Regions from separate parts of the Mus musculus genome. Here regions 2, 3 and 4 are each linked to region 1. The links are chromatin contacts, found by Hi-C or POLR2A ChIA-PET in ENCODE. All regions are on one chromosome and are shown on one strand. The core of a region is the stretch at or near the end of the contact, and the rest is flanking DNA. Distances in the headings are between cores, read along the strand shown. Region 1 holds the start of Pkm (pyruvate kinase, muscle). Region 2 holds the start of Celf6 (CUGBP, Elav-like family member 6). Region 3 holds the start of Hexa (hexosaminidase A). Region 4 overlaps Gramd2 (GRAM domain containing 2).

What was found. Hi-C counts contacts between places; a loop is a spot of excess contacts on that map. ChIA-PET counts read pairs that join two places held with the same protein, here RNA polymerase II (POLR2A).
Region 2: POLR2A ChIA-PET joins it to region 1 with 80 read pairs in embryonic stem cell. The contact joins the promoter of Celf6 here to the promoter of Pkm in region 1. POLR2A ChIA-PET finds 5 or more read pairs at or near these places in 4 of 5 experiments (Patski and embryonic stem cell).
Region 3: POLR2A ChIA-PET joins it to region 1 with 28 read pairs in embryonic stem cell. The contact joins the promoter of Hexa here to the promoter of Pkm in region 1. POLR2A ChIA-PET finds 5 or more read pairs at or near these places in 4 of 5 experiments (Patski and embryonic stem cell).
Region 4: a loop to region 1 is called in a map of left cerebral cortex, with 5 times the contacts of the local background. The contact joins the enhancer-like site here to the promoter of Pkm in region 1. A Hi-C loop is called at or near these places in 1 of 37 maps with a recorded cell type or tissue (left cerebral cortex). POLR2A ChIA-PET finds 5 or more read pairs at or near these places in 3 of 5 experiments (Patski and embryonic stem cell).

Annotation. Positions count from the first base shown.
Region 1 is chr9:59,654,605-59,662,157 of GRCm38, forward strand. Pkm (pyruvate kinase, muscle) reads left to right here and starts at 1,972. Exons shown (of 11, transcript NM_011099.4): 1 at 1,972-2,045. It overlaps Gm51708 (a long non-coding RNA gene), which reads right to left and starts at 1,302. Exons shown (of 4, transcript XR_003948336.1): 1 at 1,233-1,302.
Region 2 is chr9:59,576,452-59,582,974 of GRCm38, forward strand. Celf6 (CUGBP, Elav-like family member 6) reads left to right here and starts at 1,886. Exons shown (of 12, transcript NM_175235.3): 1 at 1,886-2,188; 2 at 5,825-5,907. The coding sequence starts at 1,927.
Region 3 is chr9:59,536,218-59,543,419 of GRCm38, forward strand. It overlaps Hexa (hexosaminidase A), which reads left to right and starts at 3,323. Exons shown (of 14, transcript NM_010421.5): 1 at 3,323-3,759. The coding sequence starts at 3,507. It also overlaps a transcript of Tmem202 not described here.
Region 4 is chr9:59,718,033-59,725,661 of GRCm38, forward strand. Gramd2 (GRAM domain containing 2) reads left to right here. Exons shown (of 12, transcript NM_001379375.1): 12 at 1-839. Among named protein-coding and RNA genes, the nearest start is that of Senp8, 29 kb to the right of the region's middle. Within about 2 kb of position 5,304, at least 1 of the 3 ENCODE cell types and tissues checked has a DNase peak (open chromatin) inside an H3K27ac peak, as active enhancers do.

The DNA.
Region 1 (7,553 bases), core at 722-3,221:
GACTGTACATGTTAAATTATAGGTATAGTCTATAGGGCTAGTGATTAAACTAGAACAAAGATAAGATACAACCTAACTATGTACTCCTCTATACCATGCCGATTTCTCAGCAGAAGCAAGATAGTAGGAAGTTACTGTGACACATTCTGTCATCTAATGAGAACACTTCCCATAGACCCCATTTGTGTAACTGTCAGATCATTGAAGCCTGCAGATGAAGAGCAATTCTTGGCTAGCACCAATTCTCCAGTTTAATGGATATTCATGTCAGTCTGGGTCCATATCCAGATTGGCCTGGAGTTCTGCCTCAGTCCCTAAGTGTCAAGGTCACAGACTTAAGATCACCAAGCTTTGTATCTAGATTTGTGGTGATGGTAGAGTTCATTAATGCATGTGTGCGTGCATTCCTCTGTGTGTGTGTAAAAGAGGAGAGGAGAGAGAGGGAGGGAGAAAAAGAATGAATATGAATCTATAACCGAAACCCTGACCTGCGTGGGCCTAGATCTGTGTGGCTCAGACTGACTTTGGCCTCTTGAGCGTTGGAATTACAGGTGTGAGCTACTCTGCTTGACGCACAGTATGCACAGTGGACCTCAACATGAGTAGATAGATAACTGTCACCCTGTTGAACACTATGGTTCTTTTGTGTGTGTGTGTCCAAGGCACAAAGAGGTCATTTCTTCTACCCCCTTCTCTTGCAGAAAGGAATGATTTCCTCCACAGATATAACCTCCCCCTCCCCAACTTCATGTTCTTTCCACCATAATAACCAAGCATTTACTTCCCTAAACTAAGGGGACCAAGGGGACTTATAGAAGAAACTAAAAAACTTTATTTCACTACAAATTGCATTTATGTTACCCTTCCCTCTAATCAAAACTGACCGAAAATGGGATGAAGGCCTGTGATTCAACTACAAAGAAGTGTCTGCTTGAAATGGTCACACCCATCTTTTACCAAGAAAAACAAAAGAACAAAACAAAACCAAAAAAAATCCAAAACCTAAGGTACAGTCTTCCCATTTAGAATGTGGCAACATTGTATCTGCTTTCAAAACTCTGCGGAATGAAGACTAGTGTTAACAGTTGGGAAATTAGAAAATACTTTGTAGGGAAAAAATTGTTAATGCCTCCAATACTACAAATTTAAATACATACACGCCTGAGTCAAAAACCAGTGTTGACTCCTGCATAGATAATGGCTACACGTAGGTCCAGTTCTGCACTAATTACCTTGGATTGGTTTGCTGCGTCCAGGTCCAGGCATTTTAAAAGTGCAGGATTCGAGACTCAAAGTATTAACATGGGTCCAATCTAGCCCTCCTTATTAGGAGGTCGCGCTCACGTTCCAAAGAGAGACTTAAGTTCTTCCTACCCAGCCTCTAAGTCTGGAACCCTCTAGGAGGCAGCCCAGACCTTCCACCACTCTCTTGCTCCCATCACCCCAGCTTCCCGTTCCGCTCAGCCTCAGAGGGTGTACTGGGGCGGGCGCCGGGAGGGTGGAGAGTCTCCGGGCGGGGCTGGAGGAATGTCCGTGGACCTATAAATCTGGGCACCGCCCTGGTAGGCCAGGGCAGATGGGGAGACCTGGGCAAAAGGCCAAAAAGGGAACATTTTGTAGCCGATCTAAAGCAACAGGTGGCGGTGGCGCCCGGGAACCTAGGGGTGGTGGTGGCGGCGGCGGCGCTGGCCCGGTGGGCGGGCCTTGCTCCCTCACCACTTCCCCATTGGTCAACAGGATAACCCTTGAGCAAATTTGGTCTACGATGTCCTTCCGCCACGGAAGGTAGTCCTCCTCAAAAGGGCAACCTGCTTGTCCCGCCTACCCTGAGCTTCTCTCAGGAGGTGCGGGCGCCCCGTTGAGAGGCGGGGCGCCGCCGGCCGCAGCCCGGATTGGGCGAGGGGCGGGGCTGCGGAGGGATTGCGGCGGCCCGCAGCTGTGATAACCTTGAGGCCCAGTCGGCGCAGCCCCGCACAGCAGCGACTCGTCTTCACTTGACTGACGTCCGCTCTAGGTATCGCAGCAGGAACCGAAGTACGCCCGAGGTGAGCGGGGAGAACCTAAGCCATCTGTCCCCAGAGCCGATGCCCACTGGTGTGTAACGCAGGCCTGCCTGCCCACGCGGGACTCAGGCGCCAGGCATCGAGCATCCCACTCCGGGTTGGGGAGGAGCCACACTTGAGTCCAAGTCTTAATCCTCCAAATTGAGGGTGGCCGGCTAGCTCCTTTCCCACGGTCTCATTCTGCTCTCTCTTCCATCTCAATCTGGTTCCAGCCTCTTATCTTACTATTGCTATCCTCGCCACCCTGTTCTCGCCCTGCTCCGATGCTCGTCCTCCTACATCCACTACGACTTACGACCTTCCTCTTAGCTCTGTGCCCTCATAATTCGGTGCCCTCCTCTTAATCTCTACTTGAAATAATTCCCCTACTCACCCCACCCCCACCCCCCATTCAGCCTCCGCGTTCATCCTCCTTTCAGGTCAGCGTTCTCTTCCCGCGCCAGTGTTCGCAGCTCTTCGTCGCCCCTCCCCCCTCCGATCCGGTCACGTCCGCGCCGCAGCATCCTTTCAACCTCCATATCCTCGCCCCTCCCCCTCGCAGCTTTTCCCCTCCCCCCGCATTCTAGTCACGTCCGCGGACTCCTCGTGGTCCGGTGCATGGAGGTAGGATGCAGTCACTAGCGGTCCTTGGTAATGCAGCTACAAGTTACGTAACTTTTGTATTCCCGGTGGCCTGGCAAGAAAGGTTGGCCGCTATTGCTGCCTGTTTTGTGTGCCCGCAGATTTTTGGTGGTGGGCACGGGCCCTCATTGCTCTCGCGCTCCATCCTGCGGCGGAGGGGCGGCACGTACTGCGATGCGTCTGATTAATCGGTCATGCTGCTCCCACGTGCTGGCGAGGGGGAGGGTGGGCGATCAACCCATACCCGTTCCCGACAGAAACTGGAGCCCGACGCTACCAGAACACACATAGCCCACAGAGCTCGGTCTAATTAGGGAAGCAGATTTTGTCAAGTCAGTGCTATGAGGAAGATGGGGCTGCATGCACAAGGTGGCCGGCATACTGGTTTTGAAAAAGCCGGGCATCTTCTAGTCTGAAGGCTATAAAGACCCAGTAAATACCCAGTCATAGTAAGATAAGAGCTCGACCACTTTTTCCAAATCCAGGACACTGGTAGTTTGGAAAAAGTGAACCTTATAGTGAAAATCCAGTCGTGCATGGAGGCAGCTAGGTTTTGGAATCCGGTGTGATCTATTAATATTCTTAGGTTTGGCCTCTGGTCCTGTGTCACTCCAGGCTGCTAAATTACTGGTCTCCTTGTAAGTACGGGCCATCCTCGATGTAGTGACTAACCTCGGGTGAAATATCCAGAAGGGCATGCATTATATCCTTTTGGTCAATGAATGAAGTAGTTACCTTGAAGGCTACCAACTTGATTCTGTCTCCTTACTATTTTTATGCACATTAGGGGTAAGCTTGGGGAGGCAGGTAGGCTCTGAATACCCAGTATGCCCATGGAAACAAATTCTCTCTGGAATCCCGTCAGTGTTTACAAAGTAATTAATGTTACATTGCAGCTCTCCTGAGAAAGAGCTATCTAAAGGGAGAAATCTGTGCAGCCTTTGTCTTTGGCTGTGAGGGTAGAAACAAAGAAACAGGTACCCAGATAGAAGCCTTCCGGTCCTCTTTGTTCAAGTAAGCCTTTTATGCCTTCTGGCTTGTAGGAAGTTTGGTACTGTTGCCCCAACAGTGGGGTGGGGGGGCTCAGATCAAGACTCAAGGAAGCATTGTTAGCAAATAATTTGCCCTCTGATGGCCTGATTATGCTGTAGGAAAGGCAGTGAGGGTGTTCTTTGGGAAAGTAGTGTAAACCATCACCGGGTCTGGGCAAGATGACTCAACCTTTCAACTTTGCGGCTTTTGAGAAAATTTTCTTCCTTGGGTGAGTGAGGGGACCACACTTGTTCTCTGAAGTGTTGTAAGGTTCCCTCTTTTTTAGTGAGTCAAATAGCGTGCATTTTCCCTGAATTAAACATGTCTCACTCAGACTGAGTGTGGTGGTTCAGCTTTAATCCCAGTACTTGGGAGGAAGGCCTGTGAGCTTGAGAACATGGAGCGGGTGATACCCTGTTTCCAGAGGTGGCGGGTATCACCTAAATGAAGGTGACCATAAGAGTGGAAATGTGGAGTGGCTGCTTCTAGACGGCATATTTTCATTCTTGAATGATTGGCACAGCAGCTTTTCATAGAACAACCAGTATCCAGATTGGCAGTTTCTCTCGAGGCATTTCTGAATTATTGCTTAAGCCAAACTATATGAATACTAATCACTTATTTAGTACATAGCTATTTTCATTTTAAGCATTATATTTTAAATTATTTAATTTGTAGGGAAATTTGTTAAGAACTGTTTGCCAGCACTCAGGAGGCAGAGGCATGCAGATCTGAGTTTGAGGCCAGCCTACTCTACAAAGTACCAAGACATCCAGAGCTACACAGAAACCCTATTTTGGGAGTGGGCTTTGGTGGAAATGTATCTCAACCAGGTATAATGGCCCTTGATCCCTTTATTCCCGGTGTTCTGGAGGCAAACTGGCAAATGACTTTGAGTTTAGTCCAGCCAGTGAGTGACTTGGCACATTTCATAGCTGACTCCAAACAGATTTATGGGGGCTGGGTATGCCATCTGTGTTATATGAACGTGTTGGTCACAGGAAACGCTATTTTATTTCTTAAAGCTGTTAATTGCTTAATATTGAGTGGAAGGGATGAGGAAGCGGCTATGGACAGAAAGGTAGAAAAAGCGTTTCTTGCCTTAAACTCACATTGGGTTTTTAGCATCTTTAGCTTTTTTGCAGCAAGTCGACACGAGTTGGGCAAGAACTAAGCTGGAGATTGAGGTAGAGGAAAATGACTCATTTGTCTTTCAGTTTCTCAATCATCTCAAATACCCACAGGCAAGTTAACTGGTGAGTTTTTTTTTTTTTTTTTTTTTTTACTGCTTCTGGTAAAGGACCGAGTCATCTCTGTAAACTGCACTCATGGAGACTATAATAGGAGTAGATGACTGTATGACGAAGAACATTCTTCCTGCCCTGGAACTTTCGTGCGTCTTGAAATTTTTAACCAAGAGCCAGACTTACTTTGGCTATGTAGTAATCAGGAGAGGTGAGCCCCACGTGCATCGTGGCCTGCAAAACTGCTGGATCTTAAGGCCTAGTGTAGCTACTCAGGTTTGGAGGTGGTCCCAGGGCACCACCAGCTGTGCTGTGAGGCCACACCCCTACTGTGGTTTGTGCCTGTCTGCACGTAGGAGAGAGGTCTGGGCTGCAGTACCTTAAGTGGCCTCTAGGGAGCTCTGAGCATCTCCTGAGGCCTGCCTCCAAAGGAAGCTGTATTCCTTCTAAATGTGTGAATAACCTTTAGGCCATATTTTGGCCTTAAAGTACTGGTGTCTCCAGTGTAAAAGACTTTACCCTTTGCCATGCCCACTTTGGAGGAGTCAAAGGTTTGATTTGATGTAGAGAAGGGCTGGGTGTGGTGGAATGTATTTTTAATCTCAGAGAGACAGGACAGTCAGGATTTGTAGAGTCCTTGTCTCAAAAAAACAAAGTAGGGAAGGGGCTGGCAATGTAGATCTGATACAAAGCCATGGTCCATCCCTACTACTACATAAAATGCACATAGTAGCACGTGTCTGTAATCATACTGAGCAAAGGACAGTGGGATTGGAGAAGTTGTGAGTTGGAAAAAACAAAATGGACTATGAACTGAATAAAGTCAGAATGCTATTTAATTAAGTTTTGGAAACTATAAAGATAAAAAGTCAGTGTTGATGCTAAGTTCTGGGTGGGAGAAATGGAGTCTTTAGATCCCACTCCTTGGGGAAAAGGCGGTCGTGCAAGCCTGCGGGCAGAAGTAGTAAGTAGGTCAGTGCTCTTGGACAGCTGGTGCTGCCTTCCTTCCGACTTTAATCACCCTGCCCCCAACTGTGGCTCCGGGCTGAGCCGGTGCCTCCTGTTGCTGAGACCATTGTGCATTCTGCTTACACCTGGTTCTCTGGGCTTCTGAGCCAGGGTCCAGAGCATGGGCAGCATTCCCGGAAACACTGGCCTTGCTAAGGAAGACCGCATGTGCCAACCGGACAGAAACTTCTGCAAAGTCACCTCCTTCCTGCTCTGGCTAGTTCTCCGCTCTGCACAGCTGAGCTAGAAGCCAGGAAATCCCTTGCTTTGAGGAAAGTAAGACCTTGTCTTAAAAATCAAATAAGCTGGGCCGTGAGGCAGGCAGATCTCTCAGTTTGAGGCCAGCCTGGTCTATTGAGTTCCAGGACAGCCAGGGCTACACAGAGAAACCCTGTCTGGAATCTGACTCTCAACCCCCAAAATCTCTGCTCAAGTGATCTGTACCCTTGATACCGCACATTTAATTTTGTTGTATGCTGGGTACTGTGCTCCAGGCCTTACCACTTTCTGGGGATAGAACTGTCACCTGCTTTGACCCTGGTGTTGGCTTCTCATTAGGGTCACTGATAGCTGGACAGCAGCCTTTCTGATGGATGAAGTGAGATGATCTTGGGTACTGGGGAAAGTAGGCTTGGGGTGACATCAGAGAAAGGTTGCTACAAAGCCCTGTTCCTAGGCCAGGCTGCTTTATTAGGGCAGCAATGATTTGGACCTACGTGACGATGTCATTGGTGGGGTGAGGCATGACCTTCCAAGAGTGTTGGCTCTAAGAAGCAGGGTGGCACCAGGCATTTTTGGTTTGGGGATTTTTTTTTTTTAATGACCTTTGTTCCTGACACGAGGGAGATGAATGTGAAGGGCCGAGGAGAACTGCCTGAGACAGGAAAGGGCAGAACCAGGTAATCAGAGCCAAGCTGGGCCTGTGCATGCTCCAACCTACAGCCCAACTGAGGCCTGGGCTGGTGTCTCCTTTCTCACAGAGGGGCAATGGCTCTGAAGAACATCCTGCTTCAGGGGCTCAGGTTCAAGAGTAAGGCTTCTGCCCCAGGGCATGGTATCTACTGCTGTCGTGGGACACACCGGGTTTCTGCTGCCGGCTGGAGGTTGGCTGTGCATGTGGGTGCCTCCTGAGGAGGAGGATGCTGTAGTGAGTTGGCTGGCATGGGTGGGGCCGCATGTCCTGGCAGTCACTGCTATCTATACAAGTATTTGGCCAATAAGGCAAGTCCTGCCCAGGGGCCCACCTTACCCTAAGGAACAAGGCTGGAGCTGCTGTCCTGGGCCAGAAAAGACTTCTAAAAGGGTGTTCTATTTATACTATACTATAGATAGGTGGTTGGCTGGAGTTGTGGGGCTCTGGAGGCCATGCAATGGGCAGAAGAGCTGTGGGAGGGAGGGAGGGGCTCCAGGTCAGAGCCTTGGGAGTGAAAATAGCTGGGTTCTAAGGATGAGGTTGGTAGGGGACTTGAAACCCCTGTAAGGTTTGTTAGAAGTCTGTTTAATTGTGTCCATCCATTGGAACACATGTATTTTCATTTGTCACTTTGTATATGGTAGCAAGGTAAGTCTACTCTGCAGACTTTAG
Region 2 (6,523 bases), core at 636-3,135, 78 kb before region 1:
TGGAGGAACACCTCAGCGGAAGAGAACTTACCTAGCAAGGATCAGTTCAGGGCTGAGCACGGTAGCACACACCTGCACTCCTAGCACTGGGGAAACTGGAGCAAGAAAGAACCCAGAGTTTGAAGGTAGCCTGGGCTATATCCCAAGAGCCTGTCAAAGAAAAGAATAAAAGCTGCTCCACCAGTAAGAACACAATTTGAAAAGTAGATGTACCCCCAAACGAACTACTAAAGATGGTATGCATAAATGACCATGAGAGTGCACACCCATGACCTCAGAACTCGGAAGTGGAAGCAGAAAGAGCAGCAGTTCAAGGTCCTATTCAACTCATAATTAGTTAGTGGCCAGCCCAGCAGTTAAGAGCAGCAAAAGACGTGGGTTTGATTCCCAGCACCCACAGGGAGGCTTACAAAACCCCTAAATTCCATAACTCCAGTTCTAGGGGCTCTGACACTGTCTTCTGGCCCCAGTGGCACTAGGCATACATGTGCTGCACATACATATATATTCATGCATGCAGGCAAAACTTAAACACAAAATAATAAAAAATATAAATTTGTTTCTGTGATGTGTGTATGTGTGTATGGTGTGATTTGTGTGTGGGGTGTGTGTGATGCATATGTGATGTGTGTGTGTGATGTGTATGCATGTGTGTATTTGTATGAGTAGGGGCAGAAACATGAGTCATGGCAAGCTTGTTGAGATCAGGAGTGGCTTTTTCATTCCAAATTGTTGAGGCTCCCTCTTGTTTCTGTCCCTCTGCTAGCTGGCCCTTGTGACTCTCCTGTTTTTTTTTTTCCTCTTGTTGCCACGGAAGTACTAGGATTACAGATGCGAAGCTCTGCTCCTGGCTTTTCCACGCAGGTTCTGGGTATCCAACTCAGGTCATCGAGCTTGTTTATTAAGAGCCTTTATATGCTTAGCCATGTCGCCAATCCTTCATCTTTATGAATGTGCGCTTGTGAAAGAGGGAATGGGGAGGTAAACACTCAAGCGCTGTGATTTGTCCGATAGCTTTTAAGATATTAACACACGCGATGTATCAATTTCCGTTTCTTCTTTTGCCTTACGCCCTAACTTCTTTGACCCACAGCATCCTTTTCAGGAAAAGAAGATAACACTCCTGAGTCACAGAATAGGGAGGAACCAGGCAGAAGCTCTGAGTAAATATGATAATATAAGTTCTTTCGCTCTCCTGAGGAAGAAATCAGTGCTTGGGGCTTATTTTAGAATACAAGAGACGAGAGTGTGTTTGAGTCTCAGGAGCAAAGAGAGGTTGAAGATATAGGAGAGGTGTGCGATGGAGCCTAGAAGGATGCGCTCCGCAAGACTGGCTTCGGTAGTAGGGATAGAGAGGTGGAAACCCTATCTGACCCACAGAAAACGGTCCGGCTGTTGGAGGTGTGTAGGGAGAGATCATCTCCGACTCCAGCAGACAGCGCCACGCATGACGAAGCTACTTCCCATCCACTGCCACGCCCGCACACCCTCCACACACAGGGCAGCTGAGGGTCCGGTTGCCATGGAGAGCTGGAGCGCGTGAGCCCAGCCGCCCTTCTCGCCCCGCGCTCCAGCTCAGCCAACTCCTTCTCTGATTGGCCACCGCTATCTCATTATGCAAATCACTTGCGTAGACGCTCCCTGCTAGCTGTCTGACGTCACTAAGCTCGGGGGCTGGGGCTCGGGGCTGGGCTTGGCGCGCCAGGGAGAGCTCTGAGGGGGACTCCAGCCGGACTCAGGCGCCCCGCCCTCGACCACGCCCATTTTCAGTCCGCCCCGCCCCTCGCTCTCGGCTGGGCCCCGCCCCCTGGGCAGCCCCCCGTCCTCGTAGGCGGGCCCCGCCCCCTCCCCCAGGCCCTCGCCAGCAGTCCAGGGAAGGGACGGCGGGACAGGCGGGACGCTCGGGAGGGCGGACGGGGCGGGGACATGGCCGCGGCGCCTGGAGGGTCTGCGCCGCCCGCCGGCCCCAGCCCGCGCTTGGCTTTCAGCACCGCGGACAGCGGCGGCGGCATGAGCGGGCTGAACCCAGGTCCCGCGGTGCCCATGAAGGACCACGACGCCATCAAGCTCTTCGTGGGGCAGATCCCGCGGGGCTTGGACGAGCAGGACCTCAAGCCGCTGTTCGAGGAGTTCGGCCGCATCTACGAGCTGACGGTGCTGAAGGACCGGCTCACCGGCCTCCACAAAGGTGCGCGGGGTCAGCCCAGCCCAGCCCAGCCCAGCCCCAATCCAATTAGAGCGCAGCCCAACCCAACTCCGGCCCCAAACGCAGGCCCAACCCCAGCCCTACTAGAACCTTTCCCGACTCCAGTTCAGGACCTGCCCCACCTCAGTTCTGTTCCCTCCCCAGGCCACAGAGCCCCAGAGCCAGAATTGTCTCTGTGGCATCCTTCTGACTTCACTCTGGTTCCCTAACACGTTCTTCACTCTAACCTCCAAATCCCTTGTCACTTCTCACATCCCAGTCATCCCCACCTCCCTGCTTAATCTCTCCACCATCCCTTCCACCAGACACCCCAAACCCTGGAATTTGGAAACTTATTCTACCTTCCAGCTCTGGAGCCCCCGATCTCCTGACCCCTGGACCCATGGTTTTCCTGAGCACTTTCTCTCTCTGGTGCCACCCTATTCAGGCCTCACCGCACACACATCTTGGATTTGCACTCCTCCTGGCCTCCAACAACAAACCAACCCCTAGGGCCTCCATTTGACTTTTGGGTCTGACAGCCTTAAATACCCCATACCCAAATTCTCCTCTTTAGAATTCAGACCTAATATATACAGTCCAATTCACCCCACCCCCAGGAGGCTCTCAGAGATAAATGCCTTCTCACATTTGACAATAACCCAATATTCCATACATTTTTCCAGAACCCAATGCTCTTTACCTCTTCTGATTTGAATCCAGAATCCTAACCTCAGCTGGGAACATACACCTGCCTGTGTACCCTTCCTCTTTGGTTTTCCCCTGTGTGAATACACTCCCCCACCCCCTCTAATCCCCACTCCTGTGCATCTCTGCTTCCTCTCAATCCTCTTGATGGCTTCCTGTTTTCCTTTCTTTGCCAGCTGGTCCCAGACCAGCGCACTCTCAGGGTGGATCAATCTAAGTGAGGAAGATGGGGATGGGGGGCTCTTCTCATTGCCCTTCCTAGGAAGACAGAGGCACCATGGTCCTCTCCAGCCACACCCCTTTCTTCCTGTAGAGAAGGGAGGAGACTTGTTTACACGCAGAAAAGTCTGTCCAGGCTGAGCTGGAATAACAGAGCCAGAATCATATCATGATTATTTGAGGAGACACATCTTCATTTTCCCACTGGGAAATAATGCGGTTTCGGGATTTTTGTGGGGGAAGGGTGACCAATTACCCTCCATAATCTTCCTAAGAGAGAAATAACAGGTCCTAGAGGGCAGGTCCATTCTAAAGGCCTGTGAGCTAACATCAGACTGATACCTTTTTCAAGCTGGGAGACCCCAGGGCATTCCTTGGCATACTAAAGTAGAGGGCTTTGAGAACATGCCCATGAAAAAACTAGGCCTTTTGAATAGGGGTACAGATTCCACCTTTTGTGGGAGAGGTTATGTTAAAGTCCTATAAGGACAAGGCCACATCATCCAGACTTCCTAGAATTCAGTCTAACCCACTGGCTGTCTTCATGCCCAGTCATTTGTGGCATTTTTTTCCTAGACAGTGAGTTCAGTGGGTAAGCATAAACCTCATCTTTGTAGTTGATCTGTAGAGTAAAGCAAGTGCGTGGAGTCACTGCAGTTCTCACTCAAGCACTCCATGTCTGAACTGTCCCCTCACTCTGTCTTCCTTTCTCACTTAGCACTAATCCCTCCTGCTCACCTCTTACTCATCTGCCCCTGTGGCCATACTTCCCTGTATCTCCATCCTTCCAGCCTTCTACCCTCTAACCCAAGCAATCTCCATGGGCTCTTTTTGGTAGCACCTGGTCCCCAAAGCTTTTTCTAAAGCTCCCCTTCCAGTGTGAGGACATGTTATGGTTTAGTGGCAGAACAGTAATGTATGTGAAACCCAGGGGTCAGTGATTTAGTCCTCCATTCACTCTATGCCTCTCCAAAGCAGATGTTGCCTTGTGAGATATGGAGGTAACTCAGAGGGCCTCTAAGTCAGCATCCCCACTCTCTTCGCAGCAACCAATGATGTCTGAACACTAAAGTGACTCATTTTCATTTCAATGGCCGAGTACTGTGGACACCAGCACAGTGCTTTGAAAACAACCCTAGCCTGGGAGTTCAAAGATCCCAAAACTGTGACTGACACAATCTCTGGCTTCAGTTGCCCTATTGATAAAATAAGACACTGTCTAGGAATTCTCAATAAGCAGGAGGCAATCCATCCATCTTCAGGAGGCAGCTCCATAGAAGATACCACTGAAAAACAAAACAAAACAGGCCCCACTTGCTTTCCTAGCCAGCTCTGAGTGGAGAACTGGGCCAGCTCCGAATGGCTTCCCGTAGGCATGTGGCCTTCTGTTGCTCCTTCTCCTTCCTCTACTTGAGAGGTCCGTTTTGAAAATACAGATCTTATCATCTCGCATCCCTAGTGAACACCCTCTAGTGGCTTCTCCATTGCTCTCAGGAAGGAGAACAAAATTTATTCGCGGTCTCTAAGGCTACATGTAACCCAATGCCTGCATTCCTCACTAGCCACTCTGCTCATACTTTCAAGACTTCTCCTGTATCCAGCCTTCTAGCTGTTTCTCGAACACACCACATTTTGGCTCAGTTTTCATTCACCGCAAACGAAACAATCACACACCTCTTCTCACCTGGTTCAAAGGATTCACTGTCCCTGTTCTCGAGAATTCATGTTTTCTATTTTATCGTCACCATTACTTGACCACTATGTATGCTAGGCAAGAATTCTACCATTGAGTTACAACCCCGCCCTCAGTGTCTTCTTGGAGGCAGTCCTCAACCTTTGGAGACAGACTCAGGTGTTCCTCATGACATCTAATCTCCAAGACTTCTCCATCTCTAACCCATCATAAGGCCCAACCATAATAAGTAAGTATTGGATATCTTCAGGATGAGTGTGTTCTCAGTGAATATTGAAAAGGAAGAGAAACCTCCTTCAAAGTTTTCTAGGAAACTGCAGATTCTGAAGCTGACACAGTGAGATAGTAGACCCTACTTGTTATCTCATCCCAGACTCCATCCCTGCCTCAATAAGTAGGATTGTGTAGAAGAGTCCAAGCTGAGTCAAAGACAACACTTTAAGAGGCCCTGTTGTGATAGACCGAGGTCTTAAATAGGATTAGGGAGTTTCTGGAATTTCCTACTTACAGGAAGCCCTTAAACCTGAACCAAGCCTTACCCAACTCCAAACTTAGGAAAGGAAGTGTTGGGAAGTAGTTGGCCTTCAATCCTTCATCTTCCTCCCCCTTTTTCCCTGCCACTTGGAACTGGACTGGGAAGGAATCAAGGCTGATCCTTGGAGACTATAAGTCTCTATCTAAAATAGATGGGTGTTGGAGAGAAGCAGGCGAAGCTGCTTAGGAAGGTTTAACCCTTATGGATGGGCTGGGGAGAGGAGCCGTGCTGTGGGATTGCATGAGCACATGACTGGATAGATGGGTATACTTCTTGGACAGAAGGCCAGGAGAAAATGAGAGGGAGCCAGAGCTTGGGGCAGAGGTCCTAGGCCTGTGAAGACTTTCCATCACAGAGCACTTCCCAGGGCAGAGTGCATGTTGAAAGGATAGTGACCCCAAGTTTATTAACTTGCTTGGATCTTACGAAGCAGAATGTTTAGGAGGTTTCAGAAAAGTCCCTGAGCTCAGCTCTCCCTCCTCAGGCTGTGCCTTCCTCACCTACTGCGCCCGGGACTCTGCCCTCAAGGCCCAGAGTGCACTGCATGAGCAGAAGACCCTGCCAGGGGTAAGTCAATCAAGGCTGGGGATGGGATGGGTGGGAGTCACCTGACGCGTGAAACAATGCTCTACCACTCTGTACGCAGGTCTAATCACCATACAGGGCTGGGTTGGTACCAGCAGCTAGAAACAAGGGTATCTACCCAGGAAAGGGTTTATGTCTGTGTTCCTTGAGCAAGTCAAGCCTTGTACCATACTCAGTCTTCTGGCTCAAAAAGGGGAGGGGGCTCAGGGCCAAGTGTCTCAACCTATCTTTTAAAAGAGACATCAATGGGAATTTGGTTAGAATTTTTCCACTTTGACTAAAATCGTGGTTTTGGGTATTGTTGTCACTCCTGTGAGCATGTCTGTCGCTCCATGTTGTCTCCACTCTTGTGCTCCTGGATGGGACTTTCCTGTGGACTTTTTCCTGTAATACTTTTGGGGTGCCTTGACTCACCTAAATTGTCTTCACTCCATATTATAAACATAACTAAAGTTAAAAGATACTTCTTGATTTTATAGGCACTTGGGATTTTATGATCTGGTCTCAATTAATGGATGGTCACAAGCAAAGGAAAATCAGAACCTACCATTTGTGTCATGGTGACAGTTAGGGTCAAGCATTGGTTGCCAAGAGGAAA
Region 3 (7,202 bases), core at 2,073-4,572, 120 kb before region 1:
AAATAAGGTACTGTCATAGCTTTGTTATTTGTTTGGTTTTTTTGTTTGTTTGTTTTTAACTAGGGTCTCACTATATAACTCTGGCTGTCCTAGAACTCACTATATAGACCAGGCTGGTTTCCAGTTCACAGAGATTCACCTGCCTTTGCCTTCCCCAGTGCTGACATTAAAGTCCTGAACCACAGGGTGGGGGATGATGCACACCTTTGATCCCAGCACTTGGGAGACAGAGGTAGGTGAATTTCTGTGAGTTCAAGGCCAGACTGGTCAACAGAGCTAGTTTCAGGATAGCCAGAGCTACATAAATAAACCTTGTCTCAAAAACAAAACAAAACAAAACAAAATCCTGAACCACTTCCAGCCTCATGATTAATTTTGATTGTAAACTTTGTTAAATTTAGAATCACTTAGAAGACATAATTCCAGGTCTGCCCACGAGGTGCATCTTTGTTCTATTGTTATGAAGAGACACCATGACCTCAGCAACACTTATAAAGGAAAGTATTTGTAAGATGGGGACTTGTTTACAGCTTCAAAGGTTTAATTCATTATCATTATGGCAGGGAGCATGGTGGCAGGGAGCATGGTGGCACACTTGGTGCTAGAGCAGTAACTGAGACCTACATCCTGATCCTTGGGCAGCTGGCAGAGAGGAGAGAGAGGAGGAGGGGAGAGAGAGGGGAGAGAAGAGGAGAGGAGGGTGAGGGAAGAGGCGGGGGGAGGGAGAGAAGAGAGAATGGACCTGTCACTCATGGTTTTTGAAACCTCAAAGCCCACCCCCAATGGCACACTTCCTCCAGCAAGGCCACACCTCCAAAGTCTTGTAATCCTTTGACACAGATCCACTCTCTAGTGACCAAGCAGTCAAACATATGAGCCTATGGGGGCCGTTCCCATTCATATCACCATACCCACCCACAATGTAGGTAGCACCTCTCACTGGCTTGGGGTTCTAGACTGAACGAACAGAGGAGAAAGCCAGCTGGGCGTCAGTACACACTGCCTTCACCTTCCTGATGCTGGACTCAGTGTGACTGGCCACGTCAGCCACCTCTCGCTCCTGCTGCATGCTTTCCCCTGTATGATGGACAATACCTCAAACTGTTGGCCAAAACAAACCCTTACTACCTAAGTTGCTGCTGCTGCTGTTGTTGTTTGTTTTTTGTGTGTTTGTCTGTTAGTTTGAGACAGGGTTTCTCAGTGTAGTCTTGATTGTCCTGACGCTCACTCTGCAGACCAGGTTGGCCTCAAAGTCAAGAGATCTGCCTGCTTCTGCTTGCTTCCTGAGTGCTGGGTTTAAAGGTGTGGGCCACCACAGCCTGCCTCCTAAATGGCTCGTGCCAGATGATTTATCACAACAGCAAGACAAGAAAGACACATATCTAGTATAGAGTGAGTGACTCAGTAATTTTTTACTTCAGTCTTAGTTCATGATCCAGCCTCATCCTTCCTCATGCATGAATTTTTTTTCCTAGCCAGATACAGCAGTTCATTAGTGCCTCCCATACTCTTCCACAGATCTCCACTTTGGTTCGCCCATATTAGTCATCCAACATCCACTCATGAAATGTCTGCTCTGTGCCAGGCTCTTCTGGGACCTTGGATCCTTGAGTGAGCACATCATTGTTTCTCCTTGACCGTTGCCTCCCTCCACAGGCTGGTCTCTTCCCTACACACTGAGTCAGGCTGGGCTTGCAAAATCTAACACAAGTGCTTCCTTCATGCACGCACTGGACAAACACAGCTGAACACTTCCTGCCTGCAGAGTCCTGGCTTAGGCAGTAAGGCTACAATGGTCTCATTCACCATGTGGTCTGATGGGGACATGGACAAGCAAAGGGACCAAAAAACGAACCCTGTAAAAGCAATGGAGACAAACCGATGCCTCACACAGCCCTTATCCTCACAGCATACATGCAGGATGACGAGGCTTCCTTGGAGGGTATCAGCCAGGATGCTAGCCTTCCTGAGCCTTATCACCCCAAGAATGGATTGAGTCACCAGTTCATCATCTATTCTATAATCACAGTGTACTTGGTGAAATCCTCTGGTACTCGGGTCTCTGCAACCACCATGGCTGGCAGAGCCGTGATCTGCGGGAATCAAGAAGGTAGTTCAGTTCAACATGACTAAGGAGGAAGGACACACAACATCGCACACAAGCAACACGTATGCCCACATGTTAGCATACACACATGTACTTCCACACACTTAACATGCTGCCCCAAACACAGAGTCCAGAGGCTGGGGGTGTGCTTAGGTTGTAGTACAGACAGTAGAGCATTTGTCTTCCTATCATGCACGAGCCCTGGTTTCAGACCCCATGACTGTGTATCAGGTGTACTAGGCATAATCTACCTGTAAACCTAGCACCCAGGAGATGGACGCTAGAGAGTTTGAAGTTCAAGGTCATCCTCAGCTGTACAGCAGCCAGCCTGGGCTTCATGAGACTCCTAAAGCTTTGTTTTTAAAAGATGACTGCAAGGGCTGGTGAGATGGCTCAGTGGGTAAGAGCACCCGACTGCTCTTCCGAAGGTCCGGAGTTCAAATCCCAGCAACCACATGGTGGCTCACAACCATCCGTAACGCCCTCTTCTGGAGTGTCTGAAGACAGCTACAGTGTACTTACATATAATAAATAAATAAATCTTTAAAAAAAAAGAAAAAAAAAAGATCACTGCAAGCCTTAAGACTATGGTTATGGAAATTGCCATGTTCTGGGATACCAAGTCTAGCACAATTAATGAGCAAAGTGGAAGTTCTCTCTCTTTTCTTCCACTGTTCCTCCTGCTCACTTCAGGGTTGAAGATTGAACCTGCGTTCTCAATCATGCTAATAAAGTTATCTAGCACTGAGCTTCACCTCTAGCTAAGAGAAATTTTCATAAATTCTTCTCAGTTATAGAAGTAAACATGGCTTCTGCACTTACAACAGCAGTCTTTCTGGCTTGACCTACTGAACACTCGGGTTACAGGCTTTTGCTAACACACCGGGTTCTGGCACTCACTAGATAGCCCGCACTGGCCATAGACTTACAGGAATCCTCCTGCCTTTCCCTCACTAATTCTGGTATCACAACTAGGAATCACCACAAACAATTTTTCAACACTTTGGGACGTCTTTCAATTGCTCCATGTTGAGACCCCTGGGGCTGATTACTTAAAGACTGCTCAAGTGCGCTTTCACACAGTTGACACTGCAAATTGGATTCTCATTTTCCTTCTTCCCGTATCCTCCGGGCTAGTTCTCCATGCCCTGGGGCGGTGCCTGTCCCTCCCAGCCCATCCCTTGGGTTTGGGTTACAGAGGCTTGGCCAGGGCGGGGATCGATCCTTCACCGCCCACCCGGTCGGGAGCTGCAGAATCCTTTGCTTACGGATCTCTGAGATCGAGCCCGCCTTGCTTCCCTCCCGTTCACGTGACCCTCCGATTGTCACGCGGGCGCCGCTCAGCTGACCGGGGCTCACGTGGGCTCAGCCTGCTGGAAGGGGAGCTGGCCGGTGGGCCATGGCCGGCTGCAGGCTCTGGGTTTCGCTGCTGCTGGCGGCGGCGTTGGCTTGCTTGGCCACGGCACTGTGGCCGTGGCCCCAGTACATCCAAACCTACCACCGGCGCTACACCCTGTACCCCAACAACTTCCAGTTCCGGTACCATGTCAGTTCGGCCGCGCAGGCGGGCTGCGTCGTCCTCGACGAGGCCTTTCGACGCTACCGTAACCTGCTCTTCGGTTCCGGCTCTTGGCCCCGACCCAGCTTCTCAAGTGAGTCACTGCCCGGTTCTTCCCTCCGAAGGAGCCGCCTTCCGTGCGTGGGTCAGCCCCGGCCCGGCTCCCAGACACCCTCCCGTTGGCCTCTGCACAGCCCAGTCAGTCACCTCCCACGCGTTTCTCCCCTTGCTTTCTCTATCCAGCTAGCTGGCCTCCCCAGCCCAGCCCCTATCCCGAGCACCCCTTCATTGATGTGACTTCTTGGGGTCTCAGTTTATCCCTAATCCTCCTTTTGAGAACTGCATTTAGGTTTTCTTTCTTTCTTTCTTTCTTTCTTTCTTTCTTTCTTTCTTTCTTAAGAAATGCCTACTGTAGGGCCACAGTTCAATCAGGCTGTTAGAATATTGACAATATGTTGGCAATAGACATTTAAAATGATCCTTTATAGAACATGCTCAAGTGGCATAGGGTCCCTGTGAGGCAGTGACCAGGGCTGCAGAACTGAGCCCAGCATGTGTCTGGCACATAACTTGGTTAGTAAAAGTGTGAGAGGAATCAGAACACAAGGCAGAGAGCTTCCGGAGACATAGGCAGACGATTCCAAATCATCTGTTGAAAGTGAAGACCCTGTCATCCCGCAAGGCATCTCCATCATCCTTACTGTTTCCAAAGATCCTCAAAAGAGAAGATGAGCTGCAGGTTTTCGGATTTGGCGTAGACTCTGGTTTGGAGGAAGCTGGAGGAGCAGGGATCTTATAGTCTCAACCCAGACCCCTTCTGTCACAGAGTTGGAAATGGAAAATGCATCTTGAAATAGAGGAGAGACACAGCTAAGGTCAGGCAGCTGGGCTGGGAAGGATTAACCATCAAACCTCTATTCTCTCAGTTGGTAAAGTGCAATGCAACGAGGCTTGAATACCCTGCTGCATCTCATAAGAGCTGTCTCGACGGCACACAGACTTGGGGATGGGGGTGGGGTGGAGCCAGGAAGATCAAGAGTCCACGGTCATCTTTGGCCACATACTGAATTTGAGGCCACCTTGGGCTGTCAGAGACACTCTTAAGTGACCTGGTAGTTATTCTTGGAGAAGACTGGGTTGCCTTTGATTCTATTGCTTTCAAAGAGGAAGAGAGTTTCATGATGACATTTATAAGAGTGTGTGGAGAATGGAGAGTTACATAACGAGAAATAATGATAAAAATACTTTCAGAGTGGAGGTAAGTATTAGGAACAACTGTATTTAGATGAGGGCCAAAAGTATACATTTATCTCTTATTATTTGATTCTGAACGCTCAGGGCCTTGGGTTAGTTTTGTCCATAGTCAGCCTGTTCAACAGGCTGGGTGGTTTTTCTTATTACTTAGATCATAATATGCCTTCACGATAATTCTGGCTAATTCTAAGCCTGAGAAGCTGAACTCCTGTGGTGTGTGTATGACTCGTTTGTGTATGATATGTGAAATCTCTGAGTCTTGTTTCTTTGAGCTACACTTGCTCTCCCTGCCTTTTTGGATATTGTGCTTGAAGTCTGTGTGCACTGAGGGATCTGAACTCTGAAACACAATGCATTCATCACTCATCCTAGGACCTCATAGGAGCCGTTTCCAGACTCCTGCTACTTCCTTGTTTGTGTTTTGTTTTGTTTTCTGTCTTCCTACACTTGGAGCCTTTCTGGGGGTGATAAAACAAAAAAGCTGTAAATGTCTTTTCACTCTTTGAAGGAGGGGATAATAGTGGGGGAGACTTGGTGATGTTTAAAATAAAATATCGTTGAAGCTGCCAGTCAGTGGTAGATTACTTAGTGTGCACAAATTTCTGGGTCTGAACACCAACAAAATAGTGAAGGAGAAAAAAAATGTAGGGGGCAAGGGAGGAAGAGAGAGAGATATGACCCTGGCATGGCTTCCTTTCACTTCCTTATTCTCTACTTCATTCCGTACAGCAGTAAAGCAGGGCGGGCGTTGGTGGCGTTGACCGTTGGATTGGTTTTATTACCTTTACAACAGGAATTGTAAGCTTCCTAAGTACAAGGGCTCATGCTTGGGTATGTTGTAGCTTTTTTGGTTGTTTAAAGTCATAGGTTTTGAGTTCCTTCACCCATCATGAAAATGTTTAAACCAAATCCTAGTAACTCAGAGGCAAGCGGATGTCTGTGTGTTCCAGGCCAGCCTCATTTATATAGTGAGGTCCCAGGCAGGCAGCCAGGATACTTAGTGAGACCTTGCCAGTAAGTACATATATACGTACATACATAGACACACACACACACACACACACACACACACACACGCACACACACACTTGACCAATCTGATTAAGGAGATTTTCCCTCTATTGTAGAGCTATTAACAATCCGAGAAGCTCAGGAGAATCAAATATGTAGGCATGAAAGGTGTATGCACATGTACAAATATTTTGTGGCTTGCTTCTATGTCATAAAAGTTCATGGTCTTGCCGGGCAGTGGGGGTGCACACCTTTAATCCCAGCACTTGGAAGGCAGAGGCAGGCGGATTTCTGAGTTCAAGGCCAACCTGGTCTACAGAGTGAGTTCTGGGACAGTCAGGGCTACACAGAGAAACCCTGTCCCGAAAAAACAAAACAAAAAAAAGTTCATGGTCTTAAGAGAAACAGATTAAATTTTCTTCTCTGTTCCTTGCTGTAGCAAATACCACCATGCCCAGGAGGTATTATTCTCTCTGTTTTTACCTCTGTCTTAAGTTGTGACTTTAAGTTTCCCCAGCTAATAGTGGTGTGACCATTGGTCAGGCAAGAGCGTGGCTGGAATTCCTTTTTTGGACTTGTCTGCTCAAGAGCAGGAAGTGGGGGTGCTCAGCAGTCAGTAAGCAGCCCATTACTTTTGTAAAACTTGGGGCAGAAATGGGGGAGCCTGCTTGTCAGGTGCACAGTGCTACCTCACCTCTCCTACTGTTCACCTTTGATGTTACAGTACAGGAGCCAAGAACACATGTGCATGGCTGTGTTCCATTGCCTGAGCCTGCAGGCCTAGATTGGTCAGATAAGGAGTTTGATTCCATGTCCCTTTGAGTGTTGGAGCTGTCAGGCTGTTTGCCATGTGTGTCAACACACAAAGTGGAAGAAGCCCTTGGAATTGGTTGTTACATTCTGAGGCACCCACTCCCAGGACTCCTCTGGGTAAGTGCCACATAATAGGGTTTGCTGTGGCAAAACTGACTTTGGAATGGGCAAGGAAATGACTGTGTACTGAGTGGCAGGCACTTAAGATCTGGCATGTTTTGTCAGCCTGCTCTGTGGGTCAGTGTTATACCTGTCTGCAGAACTGAGACTTGAAGGCATAATGACTGTTTCTGTTACACAGCTCCAGGCTCTGGTAGGGGGTTCCATCTAGATCTGTCTGTCTATCAAGATTTCCTCTGTTCATGGCCACCTTACAGTGCTCATGAAGATTTTTGTCAGGACAATTAGTCATTTGGAAGACTATTAGCCTCAGGGAAAATTAAGCTCTGATCATATCTT
Region 4 (7,629 bases), core at 4,054-6,553, 67 kb after region 1:
TCCTCCAATGCCCATCCTCCAATGCCCATCCTCCAGTGCCCATCCTCCAATGCCCATCCTCCAATGCCCATCCTCCAGTGCCCATCCTCCAATGCCCATCCTCCAATGCCCATCCTCCAGTGCCCATCCTCCAGTGCCCATCCTCCAGTGCCCATCCTCCAATGCCCATCCTCCAGTGCCCATCCTCCAGTGCCCATCCTTTAATGCACTTCCATCCTTTTGTCTTAACCATCCTCCATCACTCTTTCCCATCTTATCGTCATGGAAACAATACTCCTTGCCCCAGTGCTTTCCCTCCCTGGTCCCTGCTGAGGGGCGAGAGTACAGGGCCATTCTCTGAGCCTTGCTAGGTTGAGCCAGGGTTCATGCCAAGTCACAAGTGGCTGTGCCAACATGCTGTAGGAAGCCCATTCTCCAAACAACATGCTGTAGGAAGCCCGTTCTCCAAACAACATGCTGTAGGAAGCCCGTTCTCCAAACAACATGCTGTAGGAAGCCCATTCTCCAAACAAGGCTGCAAGGGCAAGAGGCAAGCTGCAGGGCAGCTGATTTTGAAGAGAGCCTTGAAGCCAGAGCTTTGAGTGATATGGGTGTGTCCATGCCTCTGGAGGGTCCTCTCTCTGCTCCTCTAGAGGAGCTGTGTGTCGGTTGCGATCGTTCATAACCTGTGAGTGTGTATCCACTCCCGACGCTCCTCCGGTTCTCTGAGGGCTTGCTTCAACAAGAGTGGCTTGTTCACCATGGCATTAGCCTTTGAAGTTTTTAAAAAATGGGTTAATTCCCAGGTACTGAAAAAATGTTTTGTTTTGTTTTTTTAAATAAAAACCTTGATTTTTCTAGTTTCCTGTGGTGTAGAAGTTTACTTTGTGTGTGTGTGTGTGTGTGTGTTTGAGGACAACTTTGAGTATTGTTCTTCAGGCATCATCCACCTTGAGACAGTCTCTCTCTCTCTCTCTCTCTCTCTCTCTCTCTCTCTCTCTCTCTCTCTCTCTCATTGGTTCTTTGTGAATTTCACATCATGCACCCGAATCCCACTCATCTCCCCAATTCCTCCATATCCACCCTCTACGATTGCAACCTCCCTCTGCCAAAGAAAAAAGAAAAATTAATGAATTAAAACAATCTCTCCATGGAAACTGCAGTGTGTCCCACAATACACCCTTTTGTCCATGCAACTTTACCTGCAAATGTTCGTTGCAGTGAGTCACTGGTCTGGTTCGAGGCCTCTGCTTCTGCTACAGCATCAGTACTGGGTCCTCACGGATACCGTTGTTGCTCAGATCCTGCATGACTGACCCCTTCACGTGCTCTAGTAGTTCATAGATGGAGCAGAGGTTGGGTGGGCTCACTTGGTTTTCTCAGTGGGCTGTAGTGAGATGAGAGTAGGCTAGACTGGCCTAGTCAGCCCCAGTAAATTCTGTTCCCACCGTCCTGGGGCTACAGTTAGGAGCGCCCCACCATGCCTGGCTCTTTTATGTGGTAGGATTGAACTCTGGCCACCATGCTTGTGTGGCAAGCATTTCATTGAGCCATTTGTCCAGTCCCCATTTTTATCTTAATATTCTTTTGAGATTTTACCTATTGTTTATGTTTGCCTGAAAGTCATTCCATGAACCACGTCTATATAGTGCCCACAGAGGCCAGAAGAGGGCATTGGGTCCTCTGGAACTAGACAGTTGTGAGACAGTAATTAGGGAATTGAACCCAACTCTTCAAGGAGAACAACCACATATGTAGGCCAAACACCAATGCATATAAAATCACTTTTTTTTTTTTAAATTTTGGTAGGAGGTGAGTCAGTAAAGCACTTAGCATGTAAACATAGAACCTGAGTTCAGATTCCCAGGAATCATGTCAAGGCTGGGGTACTCATCTGGTAACCTAGCATGGAGGAAAACAGATAGATAGTCTCTGGATCTCACAGAACAGCCAGCCTAGTCAAGTCAATGAACTCTAGATTTACAGAGACCATGTCTTAAAAAATAAGGTGGAAGACTGAAGAAATGGCTCAGGGCTTAAGACCACTTACTCCTTTTGCAGAGGACCCAGGTTGGGTTCCCAGACTCGACAACACACAGCTCACAACAATCTGTAACTCGAATTCCAGGGTATCTGATGCCCTCTTTTGGCCTCCAAGAGCACCAGCACACATATGCTTGGGCTCTGGCTTAAACAACCCCCTACACACACACACACACACACGCACAGGCACAGGCACAGGCACAGGCACAGGCACAGGCTCACACACATGCACACCCACACTTCTGCGCACACAAACACACACAATTCTTTTAAAGATAGAGAGTCCAGGAAGACATCTGATATTGAGCTTTGTCCTTCATCCTCACATGCATGCCAGGGTGTCCCCCCCCAAAGCAACCCTGTCTCAGACAAGATGGGATGCAAGATCTGATCCCAAGGCTGTCCTCTGCTCTCCATGATATCTCACAGCCATGCTCATCCACATTCATACACATGAATTTGCAAAAATAAGTAAATAAACAAAGTTTTAATTTTAAAAAGGTAAACTTGGCCACAGGTGTGCACCACGATAAAGCAGGCCATTTGGAAACTGTTGCTTTGAACTTATAATGAGCTTATGGAATAAAACACTGCCCTGAACTTAGTGTCAGCATCCTCTGTAACTTCTTTTTGTGTAATATTTTATCTGTGAGGTAATTTTATAAAGAACTTTTGTCTAAGAAGATATAAACAGGCTGAGAGAAAAAAATAATCATGGCTGTTGGGGCTCTGCCCCACACACCATATACAACAACAATAATACAATTTTTTATTTTAAAATAAAACTAAATCTAAAGAGGCTAGCTAGAGAAGTGAACAGCAAAAAAACAAATGACCATAGTGGTGGCACACACCTTTAATCCCTCTACTCAGAAGACAGAGGCAGAGGGATCTCTGTAAGTTCCAGGACAGCCTAGTGTACAGAGTGAGTTCTAGGACAGCCAGGACTACACAGAGAAACCCTATCTAAGACAAACAAACAACATCAATAACAAACCAACCCCCCGCCTCCCAAAAAACCCTTCACTGTAGGCTTAGGTTTATCAAAACCTATTTAATAAGGGTTCTTAAATGCTTCAACCTCCCTTCCAGCCCACTGACCAAAAGTAGGGGAGAAGAAAGATTAATATGAAAACAGGGGATGTGGACCTGTTTAGAAGCAGTTCTTTGGGGTGATTCCAAACACAAATCAGTAGTGGCAATCCAGTCTTATCGGCAAACACCAAACACAAATCAATAGCCATGGCTTGATCCAGAAAAAATTGGAGGTTCTGCTGAATCGGCAGAATCTGTGGAAGCCACAAGAAGCAGCTGGAATGACACAAGAAGTTCCTTGGCACTTTTCTCTCTACAAAGTCATGGCAAGTGACGATCAGCAAAGACCAGCAAAGTGTTGCGAGGTGAATCAACAGGCATCCTCCACTGTCGGGTTCTACTTATACTCCTTCCAAACATCACATGTCCTCTCATGTGTCTGCCTCAGCAAAACATCCTCTCATACAACAGTTTCCAGAAAAAAATCACAAAACACAACTGAGTCTGTAAAGAAACCAAAAATTTCCACTTCACACCATCATCACAACAAAAACAACAATAAAACCACCACCACCACCAAACAAACAACAGATAACCCAATGGTAAAATAAGCAAAGGATTTTTAGAAAATAGTCAATAACCAATAAAAAGTGGTCAGCATTTCTACCCCTGTTAAACCCCATGGAGAGGCTGTCACGATGGTTAGGAGGTGCTGCCAAACAGAAGATCATGGGTGTTGCTGAGGCGAGGAAAACACAGGCATGGCTTGCAAGGCCCTGCACTCCTTCCCAGCACCAAGGGAAGGAAGGAAGGGAGGGAGGGAAGGAGGGAGGGAGGGAGGAAGGAAGGAAGGCTGTGACAATATGAATGATTTTTACCTAAACTGAAAAATTAAAAATAGATAACAGAGTAATTTCATTTTGGGATACTGTCTTAGTATGTTTTATTGCTACAAAGCAACACCATGACCACCACCTCAACCCTCATAAAGGAAAACTTATAGTTTCAGAAGTGTAGTCCATTATCATCACAGTAGGAATCATGCAGGCAGACATGTTGTTAGAGAGCTGAGCATGCTACATCTTGATCCTCAGGCAGCAGAAGGGAACTGTGTGCCACACCGGGCATGGTTTGAGCATTTAAGACCTCCAAGCCTGTCCCCCCTATAGTGACACACTTCCTCCAGTAAGGCCACGCTCCCTAATAGTGCCAATGGTCAAGCATTCAAACACATGAATCTATGGGGCCATTCCTTCTCAAATCACCACAAAAGAGTTGAATGTAGGTTGTTCAGTAGTTGCTGAAGCCAAGCGCTTTCTGGGACTAGAAGAAATAAACATTTGGCTATAACTGGAAAATATGGCTGATCAGTTGCAGACTTCTGAAGAACCCAGGGAAAGTCCAAGAAACCTCTGCAGACCACACTCCCACCTCGCATCCCTGGACACAGCAGCATCACAGACAGGGCACACAATCCTAGCTTTCTCAGTTTGTGTCAAGTGAACTAATCTTACTGGCACAAATCACAAGATGAAGATCTGTGGCAGTGCTTGAGTAGAGGGGACGTGGGTCCCAGAGGGAGAGGGACTCTAGTGGAAAGAGGTCTCAAGAGCGAGGGGTGCATCTCAGCCTAGCCAAGATATCATGAGACTAAGAATCTCACCTCTCAGCCAAGCAGTGGTAGCACTCGCCTTTAATCCCATCACTTAGGAGGCAGAGGCAGGTGGATTTCTGAGTTTGAGGTCAGGCTGGTCTACAAAATGAGTTCCAGGACAGCCAGGGCTACACACAGAAATCCTGTCTGGAAAAAACAAAATAAATAAATATCTAGATAGATAGATATCTAGATAGATATCTAGATAGATATCTAGATAGATATCTAGATAGATATCTAGATAGATAGATAGATAGATAGATAGATAGATAGATAGATAGATAGATAGATAGATAGATAGATAGAATCAATCTCACCTCAGGTGCCCACGCAGCCAGTACAACCCTCGCAAATGATTACTGTGTCTGTGTCTCTAGGACACTTGCCACGTGGCCAAGTAGATGAGCTCCCCACAGCTGTTCTGCCACAGAAGTAAGATATGATTAAGAGAAATTACTTCCAGGACGTTTGCCTGAAGACCACCTCAATGCTCCGGCAAGAGGGAGAGAGAACACTAATATCCCACTAGGTGGCAGCAAAGTGCAGCAAGAGGACGTCATTCTCATTGAAAGTCCCTCCCAGTTTATCTCCTTGCTGGGTGAAATCTGGCCCAGGCTTCTGGTTTGTAATGGAAGAACAGACTCTTCAGGCAGGCGATGGGGCCATCTTCCCCCAGTAGAAATAGCTCAACCCTCTGCCCGATCATCGCCTCCTGCCTGCCTGCTCCCGGCATGGAGAAAGGCCGGCAAGCACTTCCACGGGTCCTCTAGATCTTCTAAAGGTTTGGCTGCCAAGAAGGCTGGCTGGTTGATGTGAAGAGCAGGTGTTGTCTGAACAGCATGGGTGGAGCTCCAAGGGTGGGGAGCTGAGTTCCTAAGGACATAGAACTCAGGCTCCCTGCTTCCATCCACTCTTGTTGTTAATAGCATCCTCTCTTTGGGTACTGAATGAAAGAAATTTGGCTCCAGTTGGGTGTGAACCAAGATGTCAACAGCACCCTCCTTCTTCTACTTTACTTAGGGTGGTTTGACATGTGACTGTTACATATGCTTTGTCCACCAACGGTGTGTGAGAGTGGGAGGCATTTAAGCCTCTGAATCCATAACCAGAGAAACTGGAGTCCTTCCCCTTGCATGACTGATCTCCAGATGAGCAGCACCTGGTGCCCAGCGGGGGCCCTGCTTACTGGGCCCCTCATGTGAGCAGGGCTCCCTGACTCCCTGGAATGTGTTCCTTCTTGTTTGGCTCTCAGCACCTGGCTCCCAGCCAAACCTGGAGCTGCTTGGAATGTGATGCCCCCACTTGCTTTTCTCGAAGGATCTCGGACAAGGCTCTCTCTTCTGCCTGGGGGAAAGGCCAGGCCTGGGTGAAGCCTCGTCCCACTGGTGTAAGGGCCTCAGACTCTCCTGTGACTGAACACAGAAGCACTTGGGTGGGGGAAGAGGGGAACACTACAGAGCTGGGTCCCCAGCAGAGCAGAGGCTGTGTCATATTGATATCTTATCCCCTTGGCAGCCTTCTAAATTGGGCTGGAGTGGGCCAAGAGTTACTCACAAGCTGTTCATTAACTTGCTAAAAGCAGAAAGGTTGGCTTGGGCACCGCTTTGGGAAAATGTGACACCCACTGCTCCTGGATTCAGTGGAGCGTGAAGGCGTATTAATTGGTGTAGGATTTCTGATGGAACTTTTTCTTTCCTGCTAGTTCCAATAGCAGACTAATCGGAATGCCTTGCTCTCTCCAACACGTTAACTACATGTGAGCGGTTTATTTAGCTCCTGAGTGTATGCTTCTATAGATACTAGGGTACTGACTATCATGTTTTGAACAGCAGGCCTATACAATGTGCTTTTATGCTCAGCACCTCATTTGACTCTTAAGACAGCCACAGAGCTTTCACACTTGACTGTCAGTACTAAGGCTGATTAAGTCTGAGATATGACATGGGTCCCCTTCAGGGAGTCTAGTGAGGGGCAAGCCAGAGGCATCAGCTAACTTTGGGGCTTATGGGTAAGACTGAGTCAGTGGATAAGTGTGCAGCATGTGTGGGCTTCAAAGCCTGAGTGAGATTTGGATGAGAGGAGAGTCATGTGCTTGTGGGGCAAGGGCAGAAAAGGATGGAGTTGAGAAGGAAGGCAGGGCTCCCGCAAAAGCTCCGAGGATCCAATGCTGCAGTGAAGACCGAGACTTCCTCCAGTCTCTCCAAGCTACGGGAATGACTGCAGTTTCGGAATGATGAATAAGCTGGTGGTTTTACAAGTCTCAGAATAGTCTAGATCAATCGCTTCTTGGCCTTTTATCTATGACCATGTGGAGAGTCTAGATCATGTTCCCCAGTGTCAGTAGCACTTGTGTTTGGGGTTGGATAATTCTTCATTATGGGGGTTGTCCTAGGTAAGATGCTTAGACATATCCCTGGCTTCTGCCCACTTGATGCTGATGTACCTCTTATCCCTGATTGTGACAATCCAAACCCCCCTAACATTTCCAAGTGTCTCTTGTAGAGAGGACAAAACTGTCTCCAACTAAAAATCACTAATCTGGATGCGAGGGAATTAAATTGTCAGGCTTTTAAATTTATTGTTGCCGCTGCTGGTGTGTGTGTGTGTGTGTGTGTGTGTGTGTGTGTGTGTGGTGCTGGAGAGTGAACCCAGGGTCTTGTGCTATACTGCTGAATATACACCCAGCCCCTGAGCTACAACACCCAGCTCAGCAGGTATTTTCTCAGCACTCTGATCAAGTCTATTGACTTTTGGAATAGCTGATAAGCAACATCATCTCTTTGCCACAGGAAATCTGTGGATGCTAAGGAATTTCCGGGCCTAAGAGGTTTCAGAAGTAGGTTGTTCTGAACATCAGAACATTTCCGAACAGACAGATGTGATAGATACTGTCCCGGAGATAAGAGAGTAGCTGAAAG